Regions from separate parts of the Homo sapiens genome. Here region 2 is linked to region 1. The links are chromatin loops, found by intact Hi-C in ENCODE. Cell type or tissue: mammary epithelial cell. All regions are shown on one strand. Links, peaks and the distances in the headings refer to the core of each region. The heading gives the core; the rest is flanking DNA. Region 1 holds the start of POPDC1 (popeye domain cAMP effector 1). Region 2 overlaps PREP (prolyl endopeptidase).

The links. Peaks named below come from ENCODE experiments on the same cell type or tissue, not always from the same donor. Only the 100,000 strongest peaks of a DNase experiment are listed, where the experiment ranks them.
Region 2: a loop joins it to region 1, with 3.0 times the contacts of the local background. A loop is called at or near these places in 2 of 110 quality-filtered maps.

Annotation. Positions count from the first base shown.
Region 1 is chr6:105,131,945-105,141,083 of GRCh38, reverse strand. It overlaps POPDC1 (popeye domain cAMP effector 1), which reads left to right and starts at 3,927. Exons shown (of 8, transcript NM_001199563.2): 1 at 3,927-4,115; 2 at 7,496-7,732. The coding sequence starts at 7,507. POPDC1-AS1 (POPDC1 antisense RNA 1) reads right to left here and starts at 3,397. Exons shown (of 4, transcript NR_037157.1): 1 at 3,161-3,397. RefSeq lists silencers at 3,889-3,998, 4,009-4,128. In mammary epithelial cell, for the core only: a CTCF peak has its summit at 5,738; no DNase peak of the experiment used is centred there; H3K4me3 peaks cover 402 bases; H3K27ac peaks cover 395 bases.
Region 2 is chr6:105,313,219-105,322,357 of GRCh38, reverse strand. The region is part of intron 10 of PREP (prolyl endopeptidase); the gene reads left to right. Among named protein-coding and RNA genes, the nearest start is that of PREP-AS1, 39 kb to the right of the region's middle. In mammary epithelial cell, for the core only: a CTCF peak has its summit at 4,327 (motif pointing left); a DNase peak (open chromatin) is centred at 3,477; H3K27ac peaks cover 1,101 bases.

The sequences.
Region 1 (9,139 bases), core at 4,618-7,117:
AAGGCATGGAAGAAACTTAATGCATACTGCTTAGTGAAAGAAGCCAATCTGAAAAGGCAATACATTATATAATGCCAACAATAGGATATTTTGGAAAAGGCAAAACTATGAAGACAGTAAAAAGATCAGTGGTTGCCAGGGGTGTGGGAGGAGGATAGACAGAGGGATGAAGAACTGCAGCACAGTATATTGAGATTGTTCTGTATGATACTGTAATGGTGGATACATGACATTATACATTTGGCAAAACCTGCAGAATCTACAACATGAAGAGTGAACTGTAAAGTAAACTACAGACCTTTGTTAATAATGATGGATCAGTTTGAGTTCTCCCTTTGTGACACACATACCACACTAATGCAAGGTGTTAATCATGAGGGAAACTATCTGCTCAGTCATCTGTAAACTTGAACTGCTCTTTAAAAAAGTCCATTAATTTTTTAAAAATCAAAAGAAATGTAAAAACAATCAGTGAGGATGGTTGTCAAACTGGTCAGTGAAAAAGTTAATGCAACAATTAGTGAGAGGAATGTGGGTTCAGAAACCAGTCGTGACCAGAACTGTCTGCTATGAGAATGTATCAGAAACTGCTATAGTCTCCATGCAATTAGTAATAACAGTTGAAATAAAGTCTACACTGATGTATACCATGGGCAGATTTGTAGATAAGGAATATAACGCTACTTACTGTTATGTGAGTACTTGTTTTTTTGTTTTTTGTTTAAGACAGAGTCTCACTCTATTGCCCAGGCTGGAGTGCAGTGGTGTGATCTCGGCTGATCGCAACCTCTGCCTCCCGGGTTCAAGCAATTCCTGTCCCTTAGCCTCCAGAGTAGCTGTATTACAGGCATGTACCACCACACCGGGCTAATTTTTGTATTTTTAGTAGAAATGGGGTTTCACCATGTTGGCTAGAACTCCTGACCTTAGGTGATCCGCCCACTTCAGCCTCCCAATATATGTGTACTTTTAAAACAAGTGACTCCCTCAGATCTTGTTTTATTTTCACAAAACTTATTCTATCTGAACTTTGAAGTCTCATTAAGGTTTTATCCAACTGGTAAAAGTAGACTAGGATGCCTATAGAGAAATAAAGGTAAAAATAATTATGTCAATCTAACACTAGCCAGAGTTTTTACAGAGGAGACAGACTGCCTTGTATTTTGTTATTCATGCTTCTTACCCTTTTCATTCTACACGTATGTGCAAATTAGCTCCTTGCTTCATATTAACTTTCAAAATAGCGCTCGGAAGCTTTCAATCTGACCTTTCTGTGGCCAGCAGGAGGAGACCAGGGAGCTTAAGGCATTCCCATATCCTGGGCTATGTGTTTAGAATTCTTGCTTTGAATTTTATAAAGCTACTATTCATACATCTGGGATAAGAAATTAAAATACAGTAAGATACTCATTATAAATAACGGTTTCAATCCTAGATGGGTTATAGTGAGGGGATTAGGTTTTTTCCAGTCTTCACTTCCTATAGAACACAGACTCAAAGAAAACACAGACTCTGTGAAAGGCTAGAACTCAAATCTTATGATAACTAATTCAGTGCTCTTTTCATAAAAATGTGCAATCTTTATAAGATCTACATGCCTTACAGGTATCCTATCCTGAAGGTAAGGAGTGGGTGTGTAATAGGTGACAATATATCTAAGTTACTTATAACACTGCCTGACACAAAGTATACTCTATGTGAGGCATCAGTAAGCTTCTTCTGTAGAGCCAGAGAGTAAACATTTTAGGCTTTGTGGGCCATAAGGTTTCTCTTGTAACTAATCAAAGCCGCACTGGCAGCATGAAAGCAGCCATAAAAATGAACGTGACTGGGTTCCAATAAAACTTTATGGACACTGAATTTGAATTTTATATAATGTTCACATATCATGAAATATTCTTCTTCTGATTTTTTCCAACCATAAAAAATGTAAAAATGGGTATACAAAAACAGGCAGTGGGCTGGGGTTTTGGGGGCATAGCTTGCTTTATATAATTAGTAGACATTATTATGATGTCTATAATATCTTTCTAGAAATTATTTTTAATGGTTGTTTAAACATAGAGTCTGTTTCTATGTTTTTTATTTTTAATGGCTGTTTAAACTGGTAGGAGAGGGGGGATTCAAACCCAGCTTGTGTGACATCAAGGCCCATGCTCTTTCATAAACAAGACTGTCTGGATGTTCTATAATTTACTTAGTCCCCTGTGGTTAGAATTTAGGCTATTTCCAATATTCATTATTATAACTCACCCTCCAGTGAACATCTGTGTAGTTAAGTCTTTACGCACACATGTATACCCACACCTTAAAATGTATTTAGTGGTAGCTATCAAAACAGCTGGTAGGGACGTGGGCACACCTGTAATCCCAGCTACTGGGGAGGCTGAGGCAGAAGAATCGCTTGAACCCGGGGGGCGGAGGTTGCAGTGCGCCCAGATCGCGCCATTGCACTCCAGCTTGGGCAACAAGAGTGAAACTCTGCCTCAAAAAAAAAAGGCTGGCAGAGCATCTAGAAAGAAACAGACTCTAAAGAAGTAATCTCAAAAAGTAATCTTTTATGGTTATAGGAAAGTTCAGACGTATTAGAAAAGGAGTTTTATAAATACAATATATATACATAGAACTTATGTCCCAAACACCATTTTAAGACCCTTATATATAATTACACCATTTAGTCCTCAAAACTATACTATGAAGTGCAGGTACAATTATCATAATTATCATCATCATCATCATCATCATCATCATTATCCCCATGTTCCAAAAAGGAAACTGAGGCACAGAAGGGCTAGGTAACTTCTCCAAGGTCACACAGTAAACTGGTAGGAGAGGGAGTATTCAAACCCGGCTTGTGTGACATCAAGGCCCATGCTCTTTCTTACTAGGCTGCACCATCTCTTCAACCAGAGACTTGTCCAGTGTGCACCTCCAGGTACTCTTTATAATGTACCTTCACACAATCGGTGGTGGTATTTTTTATATTGAGATCACATTTCACATGCATGAACGATCTCATAATCTAATAACTGATGCCAATTTTAACCAATAATGGGACACTTTTGGTGGAAACTGGGTACCCATCTAACCTTCCTCTATTGTCCTACAAGACAACTCCCAACAACGCCAATTCTTTATTAAGTTTCCTTGCTTTTCTTACCCAAAATAGTTGTCCAGTGAACAGTAAAAGTTGATCGGAGCATACTCTCATGTCTTATTTTCCAACGTATGGCCCAAATCTACATTCAGGTAGTGCTTTGCCTACGATGGAGGGCCTTGTACCGCCTGGGATTGCTAGTTTCGGTTAAGTACCCCTGTTTGAAAACAAAAACAGTGGCGCGTGTCAGAAGTCCCTCCCGCGCGGCCTCTTCCCCCTCTTCCTCCGCAGCAGGAGGCCTGACCCCCGCGTCCTGCACCCGTGTGGACCAAACGTTCAGCCTCCCCCGCCACAATCGGACGGGAACTCGCGCGCTTTCCGGGCTATTCCCTGTTTGTGCTGAGTTATGGGCGAATCTCCCAAAAAGGAGATATACGAGTGGGTCGTCCAACTTTGAGGGGAAACGAGGATTCTCTTTCTCATTTTCTCTCCTGATTTCTCTCCCTACCCGGACCGCACTTCTCGAATTATCCCCGTAAGGAGGAACGACGAATGCCGCCGGTCCCACGAGACTGCCGCCCCCCACTCATGCCCAAACAAGGATAGAATCTTGTAGCGAGGCGACAAGAAAATAAATAAGCGGGCGTTTCAAACCGAGTCCTCGGGTGTGCAGACCCGCAGCGGAGTCGCGGGAGCGAGGTGGGAAATCCTGGCCGCGGCGCCGGGCTCCGCCCGCCGGGGGGCGCGGGGCGGCGGGCGCATGCGCGTGCGCGGTGCGGCCCCAGCCCTGGCTGCCGCCGCCTGCCGCCGCCGTCGCGATGCCTATTTTAGTCAAAGCGGCTGCGGGCTTGGGGACCCGGCCCGGGCAGCGGAGCTTCCGGACCCGCCGACCCGCCGAGGAGCGCGCGTCGGGCTCCCGTCGAGCAGCTGAGCCCGTGTGCCCCGCGTCCCGCGCCCCGAAGCTGCCGCTCCGAACTTTGGTCGGCGCTGCCCAGGCTCCCCGCCAGGGACCAGCCGGGTAAGGATGGGAGGCGCAGCTGCAGCCGGCTTTCCCCCCGCGCCGGGTTGTGTGCGGCCTCGCGCTCCCCTGGCTAAATCGGGAAGCGAAAGTTGGATCTCAGCCCCTCGGGGAGCAACTTTGTCGGCCCTGGCGGCAGCTGCTTGTTCTACGCGCCCGGGCAGCCGGGGGCGCCGCCCTCTGTCCCTCCTCGCTGGCCGCGCCCTCGAGGGGCTCCCGGCCCTTGGAGGCCGCCCTTCTCCCCGGGTCTGGGCGCTGCGGCCACAGAGACCCTCAACGGTCAGCGGCCGCCGCTCAGGTCAGGCAGCCCCAGCGTCCCCGGGCCCTCGGCCCCACCGAGTGCCGGCTCCCGCGCTCTGCGGCGGCAAGCCCCTTGGTGAGCTCCGTCTCTGCTCTCTCCGCCGAGTCTCCGGGGTTCCTCCTCGCCCCCTGTAGGGCCGCCTCGAGCCGCGCAGAGCCTGCGTGCAGCCGGGCGCGCGGTGTCGCCCACTCCGTCCCCGCTCGGAGAGTAGGGTGGGCCACGGCGCTCACTCCTCACCCCCGCGTCCCGAGAGCGCCTGGCCGAGGAGGACCGTTGCCACGGACCCTCCTCCTTTAAGGAGCGAGGTCAGAGGGCCCCGGGAGAGCGCCGATGGCTGGGGACCCGAGGTCCGCGCCACCCACCCGCAACCTCCTTCCCCGAGCCTTTGGGAACGGGTTGTTGGCCAGACAAGTCCCAGAAACTGCCTGCTTTGAAGCATGAATAAGTGCGAAAAGACTCTTAGCAATGTAATGCCATTTGCCATTCGGGAGATGTGCGAAGATTCAGTTAGAATTACAGAATGAATTAACTCGACTAGCAAGACGCTCGTTTGCAGTTATCTTTTTCATTTTTTTAGTTTGGTAGAGGTTTAATGTTAGTTTCAGCATTTAGCTATTTAGCCCTACAATCACCTATTTGAAAAACGATAAACAAAACTTTACTAGTATAGGTAATTTAAGGACTTCAACTTTGATGATCTGATGAGGGAAAAATAATTTCTCTTGATTTAGTCAAAATTAATCTGAAAAGTTTACCAATTTAGCAGTCTAACCTTTCTCTTTCCACCTATTCTCTGTATAAGAATTGTTAAGTGTAAGCCACTTAACGATTAAGTGGTAATCAAAGTAAACTGATCTGATCAATATTTTCGACAATAGGTAACTGGCATTTCACAATAGACAATTATATAGATATATAGATACATATATCTATATATATCTCTCTCTCTCTTTAATAAGGTGTCGTGCGTCAAAACATGTTTAGGATGACCGTACCTTCTAAAAACTGCTAATAATATTTTCTGGTTCTTGGGTCATAATAGTAGTTTTCCTGTCATTTTTCTTGGACCAGAAATTGGTACTTTTAGTGTCACTTTAAGAACTTGTAAAAGCCTGATATTGAATTATAGTGGATTAATAGGCAATACAGGTGAAATTGGGTGAACTCGAGGGGCAACATGTATTGATTGATTGATTATGTAAATGTGTATTATAGAACCATAGGCTATTAAAGTTTTCCCTATTCCAAGGAAGAAACAGACCCGAGGAGCAGAAGTGGCTTTCCCTGGCTTATGTAGCACCCTGGTGGCTTGTGGTGTAGAACCTCACTCAACCTCAGGAAGGCTAGGCACTCCTCTGGCTTTATTACTGAGATCTGGGGAGACGGAACAGTGATTTCTGAAAGTGTTTATCAGGTTGACGTTCCTTCAGAGTGGCTTTCATCCCTGTCTCAGTGGCCTTCTCTACAGAGGCTAGGCCTTGGAAGTACATAGATGAATAAACATTGTCCCTGCCTCCTAGAGGACAAACAGGACAATGGGAGTGTAGGTACATTCTACAGTGCTGTCGAAATGATAGTTATTATTAACCTATGTAATGCTAGGGTAGGTGATGTTGGGTTATGAGTGATAGAGGATACCTCATATCATTCTCTGTCCTGCAGAAGTTACGAGATTCATTCTCGTTTGGCCTTGAAAAGCAAATTTTGTATAAATGGAGTTATTAAAATAATGATCTTCCCCCCCGCCATCCTGATAGGCTTATATATTTGCTGATTTCAGACATTTGGAAAATAGGTGAATTTTTGTTTCTTTCCTTTTTGTAGCAAATCAATATCTAAGTCAACTATTACTATTAATATTTATGAGCTATTTCAGAATTATGTAAAAAGATCTTCAGTTGACTTGATCATTTCATTCACAATTTGTAAATTGGTGTGCTTGTTTTTTATCATCTTTAAGCTGTGGAATTCTTTCACATTTGTCTGTTAACATCCTTTCAAAATACCCATTTTGTACCAATTAATTATTCTACTACCTAAAACCTTTAGTATGTTAAGAACAAGCAGTAGAAGAGTAAGATTAATTGCATGACCTTATTTTGAAAGAAATACATATTTCTAAATTTAAATGTATTTAGGGTCCCCATTTGGAATTTTGCTGAAACAGAATAATTCATATAATCTGTAAACCTACATAGTGTTTGGCAAGGACCAAATTTGTGCAATTAATAATAGAGTGTTTTTTAAGGACCGGAGACCGAAGACAGGTAACATAGGAAATGGTTTTATATAAGCATGTGTAAAATGTATATTCTTTAAATGTACTTGCTATGGATTTTCATATGTATAAGTAAACTGGAAGTTTACTACTTTTAAATTTGTGATATGCTACCAGGTAGAATTATTATGGGAAATAAAGTAGAGATTTAAATAAGACAATAAAAGTTTCATGTTGTATCTCTCTGTGTATATATAAATGTTTATATGGCTATATATTATTTGCATATATGATAATGTATTATGTATGTATGATACAGTGATTTAATGGTGGTATAAAAATAGAGCCTTCTAAATATCCTAAGCCTTCAAATAGATGTGAGGGTATTCATATTTTTTAAGTATTCAAATAATTAGTTTTCTAGTTATTTTTCCTGTGTTTGGATTCAGTCACCAGTGGGAATTTGATGGAAGACTAGACTAAATAACTTTGTAATTACCATGGTTTATGAACATTGGTGATTATCTTAAAGACTAATTCCCTCACTCCTCCCTTCCCTACAAGTGTTTATACGTATATATGTGCCTATGAGGGAATAGTTTTGCACTATGCTAAGTATTTTATGTATTTCATTTCATTTGATCATAAGGCAAATGAGGTATTATTACCATCTTTTAACAGGTAAGGAACTGAATACATTTAATATGTGACAGAGTTGGATTTGAATCTGGGTCTGTCTAATTCATAAGCACTAGAGAAGTCTATTTAATTCACAGAAATAATTTTGGTATAATACCTATGAAGGTAAAAAGATACAATTGCCATTTTTACGATTTTACTTTTGTTTACTTGTTTTTACAGGAATTTTCAAAATGAATTATACAGAGTCCAGCCCATTGAGAGAATCAACTGCCATAGGTTTTACACCTGAGTTAGAAAGTATCATACCTGTGCCTTCCAATAAGACCACTTGTGAAAACTGGAGAGAGATACATCATCTGGTTTTTCATGTAGCAAATATTTGTTTTGCAGTTGGGTTGGTTATTCCAACTACTCTTCACCTTCATATGATATTTCTTAGGGGAATGTTAACTCTAGGTAAGATACCTAACTGATACTTTATGTAACTTTTCTGTAACTGACATAAGATGGGCTTTACATTGAGAGCTTCAGAGTATTCTTTGTCAGGCCCATAGCAAGCCAAAAAATGTAAGTCTTTGTTAATGAATTAGCAGTATATCAATTAGCTTAGAGCATAGGCCTTCACATGCCATATCTCTCCCTTACTTACTTTGTTTATATGTGCTTTCATATGTTGTTTAGGTTTTCCAGATACCAGAACATTCATTCATGTGTAAGAGTATGAACTTTAAAGCCAAATTGTGTGATTCAAATCCTGGTTCTATTTCTTGTCAACTGTAACTTGGGCAAGTGATTTAATCTTTCTACTGCCTCAGTTTCCTCATGTATCAGATAAGGGTAAAAATAATACCACCTCCCAAAGTTGTTGTGAATTAAATGTGTGTCATATATATATTTAACTTGGAATATTGCCTGCCCATAGTAAGTACTGTATAGTTTTAACTATTATTACTTGAAAAGATATTTGCTGTGGGCAGTAAAGAAACATTGGGAACAAAAACAATTACCAGATACAGTAGTTCAAATAAAACAAATTTTTTTTGGTCCCAGTAACCCTGATGAAGCAAGTTAAATTGATTCACATCAGAACATTAAAACAATTGAATCTGTTATATTAGCCAGTGATTCTTGACAAATTATTCTCTATGTGATTATTTCCCTGATGGCCCATTTATTCAGGTGCATTTTTTAGCACCTGTGATGTGTCCAGACAAAGACTGAGGAAGGCCGTCTTCATCCTTGAGAAAGACACTCTTGTGGGGGCTGGTGGAGAAACAGATGGGCAATCCCAGTATGGCGTATCAGATGCTGGGATGCAGGTGTGCACCCATTATCCAGGGGGACACGGAGAAGGTGATAGGCTTAGTAGGAAGGCAGAGCAGGGTCCCGCTGAGGAGGTGACATGGGACCTGGATTTTGGAAGATGAGCAGGATTTATCTGAGTAAATGGGTATAGTATCCAAACAAAGAGCACAGAAGAGAAGGAAATTGAGCATATTGGGGTGAACGTAGAGTAGTGCATTGTGCTTAAAAATATAAATGGGCTGGACACAGTGGCTTACGCCTGTAATCCCAGCACTGTGGTAGGCCGAGGTGGGTGGATTACCTGAGGTCAGGAGTTCGAGACCAGCTTGGCCAACATGGTGAAACCTTGTGTCTACTAAAAGTACAAAAATTAGCCAGGCATGGTGGCAGGCACTTGTAATCCCAACTACTCGGGAGGCTGAGGCAGGAGAATTGCTTGAACCCCGGAGACAGAGGTTGCAGTGAGCCAAGATTGTGCCACTGCACTCCAACCTGGCGACAGAGCTAGACTCTGCCTCAAAAAAAAAAAAAAAAAAGTGATAAATGACAAGGAAAAAG
Region 2 (9,139 bases), core at 2,999-5,498, 180 kb before region 1:
TTATTAAGAGATAAGGTATATTCAAGATCTGGCAATAGAATATAATCTATTTTTTTCAATCAACGTTAGAAATAAATGTAACAGACTTTTAGTTTCCTATTTATTTGGCTGCTGCTTATTTTGTTTTCATGGTGAGCCATTGCCTGGAGGGAGATCCTGTAGGGGCCTGTAGCCCCTGTCTGGTATTTTCATGGTTCATAAATTCACCCTCATCCTATACCAATTTTCTAACATCTGTTCACTTTTAGTCTGGCATTCTTTGCTCTTTTTTTTCCTCTAATTTGTAGAAAATGTGTCCCTATCAGTTGTGACATTTGGTTTTCTCAGGGCCTTGTTCTGGTCCTTGCCTGGGTATCCCCAGCAAGGATAGGTGTGCCTCTCCTATCAGGAATGTCAGGGACACCCAGGCAGCACCCAGCAAGTGTTCTCTCCTCTGCTCTCAAGAGCACACTCTCAGCTGCCCTAGGTAGGACGGGGTAGGGTTGCACGAGAGAGATCCTAATCTTCTCATGTCTATGAGGGGGCTCAGCTCTGTGTAAAAAAAGATACTGTTTTCCCCTTTTTTCCACTTCCCACAGACATTTAGTACCCAAGTGTATAATTGCCTTTGGAGTCTGGGAAAGGGAAGGACCCCTATAATAATGACAACTGCCAGGGAGGCCGCTTCTTCCAGGGAAATATCTCTTACTGCTTAGTATGATTGGGGTGTTTCCTCTATTAGATGGCTTTTTTTTCCTATTCTGATAATGGTAATATTCTTTATAGATGACAAGCTAGTTACCACCTAATATATATTGTTTTCATTTACAAATGAAAAGATAAAACATGGCAGCTAAGAAAGTGCTTCTGTGGAATACAAACCTAACAGCCACATACATAGCAGCCTGGAATGTCCAGGTTAAACCGTGGAGAACATGCGCTTCGGCGCTGCCAGGTGCCTGTGGCACTGGAACTCTCCCAGAATTTCCCTGTACCTGGCTCTCCACTTCCCAAACAAAAGTTCCGGGCATTGAGCCTCTTAAATACTTACAGTTTTTTATTTGTACTGCTGTAATAGGAGGAATAAAAAGACTCATGATAAATATTTAAACAGTACCTGGATAGTACAGATCTTAATGCGTTGCTCTTCATTTCCATATTTAGAAAATGCAACTTTGCCCATAAACAGGGTATAGCCTGTATGTATAATGCCAATAGAAGATTTGTATCTACTGATTATATACCTCATACACGTAGTACTGTTATTAAAATAGAATTCTTTCGTTGTGTAAAAGGTGCCTTTGAAGCACAATATGATGTCACAACATCATTGACTTGTATGGCTTAAAATCTGTTGTGCAGTGGTTTAGATTCAAGTGTATGTGTGCAGCAGAGCTTTGACATGCAATGAGAGCGTGACAGATGTTCTCACATTTTGATTAGGCTCTTGGCAGTGTTGCCAACAATGACCTCCCATTGTAAAAAGCAGACTCTGGAGAGGGATTTGTGGATGAATGGAAAGCATCCTAAAGGTGTGTAATAGAAGCCACATTTTTGCTTCTATTACATTTTATTTTCATTTTCAATTACTTTAGGATAATGTTACTTTTGATTCCACTTGACCCTGGGGTTTGTATTTACCTCATAGGTGACTTGAAAAGAGTATCTTATCTCCCAGGCTATGTTTCATTTCTTTGTTCATTCCGTGAGGCATATTATCATTTTGATGTGAATACTGCAGCACAGATTACTGTGCATGGTTAGTCAACACTATGACCAAGAACCTCTTTTAATGGCACTGCCTACCTGGTGGTGTAGCTGATAAAATAGACCAGCCAAGGAGAAGGAGAAGGGCCAAAGAAACATGGCTAAATGAGCCACAGAGTGCTCCTCTTTGTGTGATCTGTTAATATATTCCCTTAAGACCCTGAGCATCTCGACTGGGAAGGTGAGGGATCTGGTGTCATATTTTACAGACAGACACAAAACAGAGCTGCTCTCTACACAGCCTTCATCCATTCCTGATTATAGCTGTGGGTAGAAAATTGATCTGTACCAGAAATACAGTTTTGAAAATCTGATCCTAGAAACACTGTCAGTTTATCTTCCAATCTGGAACACAGATAAGAATTCAGTTTTAGATAGGTTTATCAAATCTGCAATTGATTCATCTTTTTCCTGCTTTTTATTGTGAATGATACAACCACGTAATATTGATTAAAATTTGTGTGCCATTGTCTTTTAAAAAGAAGTTGAAATATTGAACATAGAAATTATATTTGTAAAACAGATTTGGTGGTAAGTGAATTTACCTGAAAAATCTGTCTACATTTACAGTCAGCAATATGTTTCATTTTAAACAAAGTGAAGTAATAGGGAAATGATAGTTAAATGTTGCCTATCAATAAATATTCATAGTATGATATGCAACGCCAGGTACTGTTTGAATACAAAGAAATTCCAGACATAAGCACTGCCCCTGACTAGAAAGTTGAAACATACAGATGTGAAAAGATTGAAGAACCCAAGGATGTTATCACAGTGGTCAGGGGAAAGGCACAGGCTTCGGTCAGTGCTGTGGTGGTCAGAGGCCATCCTGGCTTGGGTAAAGGAGGAAGCCTTCACAGGAGGGATGGAAGTTGGGCAGGGCTTTGAGGGAATGGGTGTTTTTTAATGCCCAGTTCCCCACTGAGATTCCTGAACAATTTTACCACTGCCCTTTGTTCAAAGACTGCTTCTGCTTTTTTGTTACAGTAAATTCAAGAAAATAATAATCCTACTCTCAGTACCCTGTGCGATGGTTGCCTGGGGCACTTCTCAGTTGATGGAATAGTGTACTGTGGTTGAATGTGGTGTCACAAAGGAATTTAATGTAGCAAAAATACACTTTGATTCCTCAGTGTTTCATCATTGTTCAGCCAGCTAGAGATTGGCTTTTCTTCTTGCAAAATGAAAGACAAAATTTATAGACCTGAAAAGAACACTTAACTGAGTCTATACCCTGAATCAACTCCATTAACAAGCATCTACATTTTATAAAAGTCAGTATAAATTAAGAGAATCCAAGTACTCATATTTTAAGAAGGGGAGCAAACTTAATACAAAGGAAAAATAATAAAGATTTTATAAGTAGTTAACATTGATTTTATTATCTTTACTGTTGTTCTCTTATACTTAATAGGAATTTGGCTTTTCTGGGGATTACCTGCTATAGTACATATGAAACATCAGTAACATCCCTAAGGCGGTTTGCTTTGCAGCCGAGCCAAAATGCTAAAGTAAGAAGAATCTTTGGCTTTACCAACATGCCTTGGGGTGGAGGGAGTGGGATTTTTTTTCCCTTTAATTCAGATTTTTCTAATCTTAGTGATAGCTGATTTGTGCTTGCTAGCATATAGGCTTTGCCATTCAAAGAACATATTTTCAGAACATTAATTCGTGTTTCAATACTCATTAACTTCTGCGCCAAGTTCATGACACATGCAGCTTTTGAGTGTTGACTCATCCACATCCTTGGTGAGCTGACTAGTGAACGAGTGGCAGTGTCTTCCCATAGCAGCGTGTTCGTGTGATTGGGTATAGGTCAGAAATTTTCAGAACGTTTTAGTGAAGAGTGAATGGGGCAGCATTTTCAAAAAGAAACTTTCTGAGGGGTCACTCTATTTTCATATGGTTAGGAAACTGCTTGAATTGGTATCGGTTCTTGCTGATTTATTGCCTGAGCATTTGTGTTATTTCTGATATTACGCTTCATGGCAACATATTTTACTTTAGAATTTCCCCCATCATGCAGGCATTCTAGCTTGAGAGCGTAGTGTTCATATTCAGAGTGTACATACTTGTATCCCTTTCTCCTTCTCTGGATACCAGCTGTGTGACTCTGGAAGATAAGTCTGTTTTCTTGCTGTCTTATAATAGAGAAGTAAGTTATGTGGCTGAAGTCTGTAGTTGCTGCAGTCTCTGCTCCACTGTACATAAATTCTCTACCATGTCTAAAAGAGGACATTACTCTGCAGCAACCTGAGACTACATAACCTATGATATGGTGAATGGGTATGTGTCAGCTGGCTTATAAAGATGTTTGTTAGGAAGTGACTTGCATCCTCTATCTGCTTATGTCTTATTGGTGAAAACATACTCACACTCGGTTGCAAAGAGGTTTTGAGATGTAGTTTTATTCCCAGAAAAAAAAAATGTGACTAGCTAAAAATTAGGGCCTTTTTATCAAGGAAACAGGAGGAATAGATAGATATTGCGGGACAACTAGCAGTCTGCCACACAAGGCAAAAAAAGGCCTTTGGCAAGAGCTTTTTGGTGTAGACCCTGAGATCAGGGCACCCAAATGCCACCTGGTGGCCAGGTACCTAAATCTCAGGATCAGGATTGGAAAAATGAAGGCTCCTAAAAAATAGAATTTTCAGATACTGTAATTGTTGACAGCAGAAATCACATACTACAAAGACAGAAGCACCTGTTAAGGAGGCACTCCTCCCTTGGAGAAAGAAATTTAATACTGTTTCTAGAACATGAAGCGTGATGCAAGCGTATGGGAATATTTGGGCATTAGGATGGACTCTGAGGGATTGCCTGGCACGGTGAGGAAGCTGTGTAAGCTAGTGTCCAGATGGCTCTCCAGGTGTTTGATTCTCTGCTAAGTCAGCATCTTGCCTGGGGTGACCAACTCCCAACTGCCCTCCTTCACAGTCCCTGAGCAGGATGTGGACACAGTCCATCCTTGGGCCTGGTGTTTGGAATGGAAGCATGGCACGAACCCACCTACAGAAAGGTAATCAGGTCCCTAATTTCATAGCTGCCTCCTTTGCTTTTTCCTAGGTGGTATGTTTTTCCACTAATATGATTCTGGCCTCAGGACAAGTTATATGCCTTCCAATTGCACGTACATTAGAGTTCATCTAATGGAGCCCTCTTATTTTACAGACAAGGAAACTAAAATTCAGTCAGTGTAAGTGTATTAACAGAGGTTACACTGTTAACAGTTGACAGAGCCAAGACTAGAACTTACAACTCCAGATCTATGCTAATCCTGCACATTTTGTTATCAAGATAAGTTATTCTCGCTATAGCTCAGGATTTTTTTTTCACCTCTTAAATAAACATGTTAGCCAGGCACAGTGCCTTATAGCTGGAATCCCAGCACTTTGAGAGGCTGGTGCAGGGAGATCACTTGAGACCAAAAGTCCAAGACCAGCCTGGGTAACATAGCAAGACTCCATTTCTACAAAAAAATATATATATTTTTTTTTAATTAGCCAGGCACGGTGGTATACAACTGTAGTACTAGCCACTCAGGAGGCTGAGGCAGGATGATCATTTGAGCCCAGGAGTTCAAGGTTACAGTGAACTATGATTGTGCCACTGCACTCCAGCAAGACCCTATCTCTAAAAAAAAAAAAAAAAATTAATTAGACTAAATGGCCTCTAAATCCCTAAGCTTTCTTACCTCTAAAAACTATAGTTTCTACACCATGTAAGTATCTTGTGATTACTTTGTAGATCCTTACAGAACCTATTAGATAACAATACTCAGTGTAAAAGGGAAGACAATGAGGGACCACAAATTTATATTTTTATGATTTGTAAATATGATTTATTTAATGACTTGTTTTATAAATAGTTTTAAATACTAAATATTTTATAATGAATGTTAATGTTCACTTCTAGTCTCCTTGTTACATATTAATGGAGATTTTACTGCCTTTTCCATTAGTTTATTTATGTCATACAGGCATAACTCGTTTTATTTTGCTTTATTGTATTGTACTTTGCAGATTCCTCGTTTTTTAAAAACTGAAGGTTTGAAGCAACCTTGTGTTGAACAAGTCTGTTACCACCATTTTCCCAACAGCATGTGCTCAGTTCGTGTCTGTCACATTTTGATAATTCTCACAATGTTTCAAGCTTTTTCATTATTACATCACAGTGAGCTTTGATGTGACGATCGTCATTGTTCTGGGGCATCACAAATGCGCTCATAGAAGGTGGTGAACTTAACTGAAAAATGCTGTGTGTGTTCTGACTGCTCCATCCGTCAGCTATACCCTCATCTCTCTCCCTCTCGTCAGACCGCCCTATTCCCTGAGACATAACACTGTTAAAATTAGGCCAAATAATAACCCTACAGTGGCCTCCAAATGTTCAAATGCAAGGAAAACATGCACATCTCTCACTTTAAATCAAAAGCTAGAAATTATTATGCTTAGTGAGGAAGGTATGTCAAAAGCCAAAATAAGCCAAAAGCTATAGGTGCCTCTTGCACCAAACAGCCAACTTGTGAATGCAAAGGAAAAGTTCTTGAAAGAAATAAAAAGTGCTATGCCAGTGAACACATGAATGGTAAGAAAGCAAAACAGCCTTATTGCTGATATGGAGAAAGTTTGAGTGGTCTGGATAGAAGATGAAACCAGCTGCAACCTTCCCTTAAGCCAAGGCCTAATCCATAGCAAAGCCCTAACTTTCTTCAGTTCTGTGAAGACTAAAAGACATGAGAAAGCTGCAGAACATTAGGGAGCTAGCAGAGGTTGGTTCATGAAGTTTAAGGAACGAAGCCATCTGCACAACATAAAAGTTCAAGGTGAAGCAGCAAGTGCTGATGTAGAAGCTGCAGCAAGTTATCCTGAAGATCTAGCTAAAATAATTGATGAAGGTGGCTGTACTAAAACATTTTCAATATAGGCAGAACAGCCTTCTGTTGGAAGAAGATGTCATCTAGGACTTTCATAGCTAAAGAGAAGTCTGCCTGGCTTCAAAGTTCCAAAGTTTCAAAGTTCCAAAGTTCCAAAGGACAGGTTGATTCTATTAGGGGCTAATGCAGCTGGTGATTTTAAGTTGAAGCTAGTGCACATTTACCATTCTTAAAATCCTAGGGCCCTTAAGAATTGTGCTAAATTAGCTGGGCACAGTGACTCATGCCTGTCATCCCAATGCTTTAGGAGACCAAGGCAGTAGGAACTCTCGGGCCAGGAGCTCAAGATGAGCCTGGCAATGTGGTGCAATCCCATACAAAATTTATCTACAAAAAATTTAAAAATTAGCCAAGCATGGTGGCATGTGCCTGTAGTTCTAGCTTCTCAAGAGGCTGAGACAGGAGGATCACTTGAGCTCAGGGGTTCAAGGCTTCAGTGAGCCATGATTGCACCAGTGCACTCCAGCCTGGGCGACAGAGCAAGACTTTGTCTCTTCAACAGAAACGAAAAAACAAACAAAAAAAGAATTGTGCTAAATTCACTCTGCGTGTGCTCTAGAAATGGCCTGGATGACAGCACATCTGCTTACAGTGGTTTACTGAATCTGTTAAGCACACTGTTGAGACCTACTGCTTAGAACAATTCCTTTCCAAATATTTACTGCTCATTGACAATGCACCTAGTCACCCAAGAGCTCTGATGGAGCTGTACAAAGAGATGAATGTTGTGTTTATACCTGCTAACACAATATCCATTCTGCAGCCCATGGATGAAGGAGTAATTTTGACTACATTTGTAAGGCTGTAGTTGCCTTACAAATGGATGGATCTGGGCAGAGTAAATTGAAACCCTTCTGGACAGGATTCACCATTCTAGATGCCATGAGGAACATTTATGATTCATGGGAGGAGGTCAAAATATCAACATTAACATGAGTTTGGAAGAGGTTGATTCCACCCTTCAGGAATGACTTTGAGGGATTCAGGACCTCTATGGGGGAAGTCACTGCAGATGTGGAAATAGCAAGAGATCTAGAATTAGAAGTAGAGTCTGAAGATGTGACTGAATTGCTGCAATCTAATGACCAAATTTGAATGGATGAGGAGTTGCCTTCTTGTGAATGAGCAAAGAAATTGGTTTCTTGAGATGGAATCTATTCCTGCTGGAGATGCTGTGAACATTGTTGAAATGACAACAAAGAATTTAGAATATTCCATAAACTTTGTTGATAAATCAGTGGCAGGGCTTGAGAGGCTTCACACCAGTTTTGAAAGAAATTCTACTGTGAGCAAAATGCTATCAAACAGCATTGCATGTTACAGAAGTCTTTCATGAAAGGAGGAGTCAACCAGTGGGCAAACTTCATTGTTGTTTTAAGAAATTGCCACAGCAACCCCATCCTTCAGCAACCACCATCCCAATCATCAGCAGTCATCAACATTGAGGCAAGATACCCCTCCACCAGAAAAAAGATTACAACTCACTGAAGACCCAGATGATCATTAGCATTTTATAGCAATAAAGTGTTTTTAAATTAAGGTAGGTACTTTTTTTTAAGACATAATGCTATTGCTTTGTACACTAGTGTAAACAGCTTTTATATGTACTGGGAAACCAGAAGTGGGTGTGACTTTCTTCTTTTTTGATACTTGCTCTATTATAGTGGCCTGGACCTGAGCTACAGTATCTATGAGGTGTGCCTGTATAGACACACACTTAGATTTTTATTTAAGTCTTAGTGTTGGTCACCATGTGGCAGCTTGAACCCCCACTTGAAATATATTCAGAAATAAAATAAAACTTTATTTACTCTTTTGCTTTTGTCATCTTATCTCTGGTTGACTTCTCTCAGGATCATATTCAGGGATTGGCATTCATGCCAACGCTGGCACCAGCCACCTTCTAACTCAAATTCAGAAGAATATTCACAGATCTGTTTTGGAAATTGTAGCCCAAGACCTCTGCCCCTTGTGCGGTGAGTCTGGATGGCCACTTCTGTACTCATAAAAGCAGGTGATTTTTCTACCTGCAGGGTTACATCTGTCCCAGTGTCTCTCACCCTATTTCTGCCTCCCTAATAGGTGATGGTAGACAATTAATAGGATTAGCAGGCCATCTAGAAACACAACTGTGATCATTGTTTAGATTTGCTCTGCCTAGAGAAGGCTTGGCAGAAAAGAGTTGGGGGTAATCTTTTCCTGCTTTTCTTAAACCCCCGGGGCAACATTTTAGTTTGCCAGCAAAACTCAACTGTTTTTGGCTTTCTGCCATACTGTTTTAGAACAAAAGGAGAGGAGAGACAATAGGAGCTTCGTGTGGGCTGTCCACCTGCTACACAGATTTCTTCCCTCCCCTCCCCTCCACTTGCTTTGCCTGGAGTTACACTGATGGTCGACGGGTGATGGGTGAGTAAAAATAGACCCAGTGCTGGGGATATTCCATTATCTCCCTAAAGG